Linked DNA regions of Homo sapiens: region 2 is linked to region 1. Evidence: read pairs that join two places in POLR2A ChIA-PET (ENCODE). Cell type or tissue: OCI-LY7. All regions are shown on one strand. Region 1 overlaps PHC3 (polyhomeotic homolog 3). Region 2 has its middle 18 kb from the start of PRKCI.

Region 1 (2,500 bases):
TGAAAAGTTTGGCCTGAAGTATAGCTTTTTTAAAAAATTATTTATTTATTTATTTGTTTTTTTGAGACAGAGTCTTGCTCTGTCACCCAGACTTGTGGGCAATGGCGCAATATCTTGGCTCACTGCAGCCTCCGCCTCCCAGGCTCAAGCAGTTCATGCCTCAGCCTCCCGAGTAGCTGGGATTACAGGCATGCGCCACCATGCCTGGCTAATTTGTGTATTTTTAGTAGAGACAGGTTTGCCGTGTTGGTGAGGCTGGAACTCCTGGCCTGAAGTGATCCACCCACCTCGGCCTCCCAAAATGCTGGGATTACAGGTGCGAGGCACCACACCCAGCCTGAGAAAGGACAGCTTGTTTTGGAGACAGAGTCTCGCTCTGTTGCCCAGGCTGGAGTGCAGTGGTGCCATCTGGCTCACTGCACCCTTTGCCTCCTGGGTTCAAGTGATTCTCCTGCCTCAGCCTTCTGAGTAGCTGGGGCTACAGGTGCGTGCCACCACGCCTGGCTAATTTTTGTATCTTTAGTAGAGATGGAGTTTCACCATGTTGGCCAGGCTGGTCTTGAATTCCTTACCTCAGGTGATCTGCCTGCCTCGATTTCCCAAAGTGCTGGGAGAAGGTATAGCTTTTGAGCATCAGTTAATGATGTAGAGACGGAACACACATGAAACTGAAGAATGTTTTTATAAAGCAGCAGTATATCATTTGCTTGATCACTTCGGAGTCTCTTTTATTTCAGTTTCTCTCCCAGGGCCAGTGCTAGCCTGCATATATTTGATACATTCATTCTAGATAGGCAAGAAGTTCAGCAACTTTTGGAGCAGCATTTTTCTGTCTTGCATCTTGCTGTTTGGAAAGGTTATAAATCTCAGCTGAGATTAATTGGGATAATCCTTGCTACCATCCAGACTGGCAGTATGTTTCATATAGCCCTGAGTGTAGCAGGAGCCACCATAGAAAGCCATTTCAGGGTCATGCAGAGTCTTTTCAGTTCATGAGATGTAGTTTTCAAAGGCAGTGAATGTTCAATAACACCACCACCAAAATTTTACTAAATTAAAAGAGTTGCTTGAAAATGCTTTTCATAATTTTCACAATGGGGCAGATGATTTGATGAATTAATTTTCTTACAAGGTTAATGTCCCCTTAATCTCTATAGCTAGAACTGGTAACTTTTAAATGCAGTATGTTGCAGAGTAATTTCCTCATATTCACAGTTCATACATATATAATACACACACTGTCTGTATATATATATACATACTGCTTTTATTTAGTTCTTTATGATCCTTCCCTTCTCCTCCCCTTCCCTCCCCCTTTCTTCTTCCCTCTCTTCCTTTCTTTTTTTTCTCTCCCTCCCTCTTTTCTTTTCTCTTATGTCTTTTAAAAAATTGCCACTTAATATTTAAGATGTGATTACTTAGAATAATAACTCTCCTTTCCTTAAGGATTAATCAGTTCTTTCAAGTGCTTGGAGCTTTACGTATGAAAAGCATAATATAAATGTGTTGTCAGTATTGTCATAATGGTAATGATGACCACATCAATTAAAACCATCTGTTTTCATCCTAATTTTCTGTTATGTGGTTCTTAGGTTCAGAATTTAACATTACGCAGCCAGAAGTTGGGTGTATTATCTAGCTCACAGAATGGTCCACCAAAAAGCACTAGTCAAACTCAGTCATTGACAATTTGTCATAACAAAACAACAGTGACCAGTTCTAAAATCAGCCAACGAGATCCTTCTCCAGAAAGTAATAAGAAAGGAGAGAGCCCAAGCCTGGAATCACGAAGCACAGCTGTCACCCGGACATCAAGTATTCACCAGTTAATAGCACCAGGTGGGATAAAACTTTTGTTGAAAATAGTTGTATTATTCATTTTCTTAGCAGACAGAGCAAAACAAAGGATGTTCATGACTTGAACAGGAGTGACACCTTTAAAACATTTTAAAATGTGAATTTTATAAACTTAATCTTAATGTGTAGCTTGAAAAGAGACAAAAAAGCCCAAAAGATAAAATAAATTGTAACAATATAATAGGTTTTTTAAAATCAAATTACATTTGATTATCATCTTTAAGCACTGGTCTCTCCTTATATTGATAAAACCTTCTATCTTTAAAAAAAGATTTGCCTGTAGTTTATTTAATATACTTCAGTGGGATAATTTTTAAAGCTTTTAAAAAAGCAGTATACTATTTTGTTTAAAGTTGTTATCAGTGGGAGAAATTTGTCACTTTGAAACATAGGATTATGCATAATTATTTTCCTTATGTTGTTGTCTTTTTCTGCCTTTGATTTCATCTCTGAGAGGATCATCTCAGGCAATCACCTGAGTCACTGTCATTCTTCTCAAGCTTTGAATTCTACCTTTGCTTCCTTTACTTTATCCAGATAATCTTGCCTCATGGTTCTCATACTGAAAATGTGGGGGCCATCCAGAGTGAGCTTACTGTCTCTTCTGTTCATCTCAGAATTTCTCAGGATTGAATTTTGTTTA
Region 2 (2,500 bases), 68 kb before region 1:
TAGGACAGGCTGGGTGCAGTGGCTCACGCCTGTAATCCCAGCACTTTGGGAGGCCAAGTGGGTGGATTACATGAGGTGAGAAGGTTGAGACCAGCCCCACCAACATGGTGAAACCCTGTCTCTACCAAAACTACAAAAAAATTAGCTGGATGTGGTGGGAGGTGCCTGTAATCCCAGCTACTCAGGAGGCTGAGGCCGGAGAATCGCTTGAACCCCGGGGGGTGGAGTTTGCAGTGAGCCAAGACCGCGCCATTACACTCTAGCCTGGGCAACAAGAGCGAAACTCTGTCTCAAAAAAAAAAAAAAAAAGTAGGACAATGTTAATACAAAAAAGCAAGTGAAAGAAGAGATTTGTTTTAATGAACCACAGATGGGGAGTTCCATTAACCGGAGGAGTCAACAGTTAAAAAAAAGAATTATGGAACACTCATTTAATGAAAGCCACTGACTACTCAAAGAAGTCTAAGAAACCTCAAGATAATTGACTCTTACAGGGTTAACTGGTGTCAAGCACTATGCCCTCTCCATTTTTTCAAGAAAGTTACAATCCAGATGTGATGTCAGGTCACATGCTAGTGAAGAGAAAAAATGCAAAATAGTGCCAGCTATGTGTCAGTAAATTATAAATTGCAACAGCACATAAGTCTACTTCATCTTCTTTGAGAACTCTTCTTCTTTTCTTTGAGAACCCACTTGTGTCTGGCTAGACTAAAAGGCAAAGTAGACTAATAAAATGACATGTTGAAAGAGTTTGCACCAAGTACACTGTCACTGACAACAATCAACCATAACATGTAAGCCACCCTCCAATTTAAAAAGGCAGACCTGTTTTTGAGGGTGGCACATTCAATTGAAAATGTAAACCTAGTCCAGGGTTGGTGGCTCACACCTGTAATCCCAGCACTTTGGGAGGCCCAGGCAGAAGGAGCCTAAGAATTTGAGACCAGCCTGGGCAATATGGTGAGACCTCATCTCTACAAAAAAAAAAAAAGTAAAAAACAAAAACAAACAAACAAAAAACATTACTAGCCTGGACAATATGGTGAAACTCCGTCTCTACAAAAAATGGAAAAATTAGCCGAGGATGGTGGCTCCCACCTGTAGTCCCAGCTACTTGGAAGAATGAGGCATGAGAATCGCTTGAGCCTGGGTGGCGGAGGCTGTAGTGAGGTGAGATGGCGCCACTGTACTCCAGCCTGGCAACAGAGTGAGACTCTGTCTCAAAAAAAAAAACAAAAACAAAAAAAAACATTAGCCAAGCGTGGTGGCACGCGCCTGTAGTCCCAGTCCCTCCCTGTCGTCCCCCTGGGGAGGCTGAGGTGGGAGGATCGCTTGAGCTGCAGAGGCGGAGGTTGCAGTGAGCTGAGATTGGATCACTGCACTCCAGCCTGGGAGACAGAATGAGACCCTGGCTCAAAAAAAAAAAAAAAAAAAAAAAAGAGAGAAAGAAGTTATAAACCTATTTTAATAGTATCCCTGCTACAGCCCCTCACCCACCTCCACAATGGCCTCCTTCAATTATTGAGTTCTCTCCCACAGCCTCTAGGGTAAACGCCTCCCCCCAACAAAGTTGCTAACTGCTCCCCCCACACAGAAGACTAGCTCATTTTCTCCACCACTTCCGCCTATTTCCTAATGGACTCAAGTGTTTTCATATTGAATTTCTGCTGACCTTGAATTAAACTAAACTATATCCTATTTTGGGCCACAGATAAATCAGGGGGAAAGCAGAGTTCATAGTCTATGATGATTTTCTGGCTGCCTAATCACGTATACAATGTCAATGGGAATAGCACTCTAGAGATAAAGCTGCTTTAGTTCACCTGCACCCTGTGCTTTTCACCCCATGACTCAAGCAGGAGGTATTTTACTGAATTGAATGGCTTCCTATTCTGGATAAGAATAACAAATTAGGAAGCCCCCTATAATTAAATCATCCCAGGGCTCCATACACTGAGCCTTTTAAAGCAAAGCTCCCACTGTCATTAGATGCCTCAAGCAGGAGGCAGGAAACTTACCTTTGAAGTTCTTTTTGGCACATAGAAAACTGTAGGAACTCAACAAATATGAGCCTATGGTTTATATACACTTGAGTATTAAAATGAATCTTAGTGTGATAAGAGGGAACCCAGCAACAACAAGCAGAGCAAGTCTTTATTTTCTGCTTCCCTTGTTAATTTAAAGCTGTGACCTGGAAAGTTAGTTCAGCCTGCTGAGTAGTCTGTGTCCTCAAGTCAAACACAACTTTTAGGTAAGTGACTCTCATTTTATGTAACTTGAAATCTTTCAGTCAGAATCATGGAATGGTAGATACGACTAGCTGGAAATTACTCTATGTTGTCTTTGTTAGTCCTCTCATATTTCAGTATACATACAAATAAGGTGGGGATTTTTTCTTTCTTTCTTTCTTTCTTTTTTAGATGGAGTCTCACTCTGTCACACAGGCTGGAGTGCAGTGGCACAATCTCGGCTCACTGCAACCTCCGCCTCCTGGCTTAAA

Evidence for each region. ChIA-PET counts read pairs that join two places held together with the same protein. Peaks named below come from ENCODE experiments on the same cell type or tissue, not always from the same donor. Only the 100,000 strongest peaks of a DNase experiment are listed, where the experiment ranks them.
Region 2: POLR2A ChIA-PET joins it to region 1 with 6 read pairs; 2 of 35 experiments call an interaction of 5 or more read pairs at or near these places.

The regions. Positions count from the first base shown.
Region 1 is chr3:170,135,758-170,138,257 of GRCh38, reverse strand. PHC3 (polyhomeotic homolog 3) reads left to right here. Exons shown (of 15, transcript NM_024947.4): 7 at 1,593-1,839. Among named protein-coding and RNA genes, the nearest start is that of PHC3, 45 kb to the left of the region's middle. In OCI-LY7, no CTCF peak of the experiment used is centred here; no DNase peak of the experiment used is centred here; H3K27ac peaks cover 505 bases.
Region 2 is chr3:170,203,467-170,205,966 of GRCh38, reverse strand. No RefSeq gene overlaps it. Among named protein-coding and RNA genes, the nearest start is that of PRKCI, 18 kb to the left of the region's middle. In OCI-LY7, no CTCF peak of the experiment used is centred here; no DNase peak of the experiment used is centred here.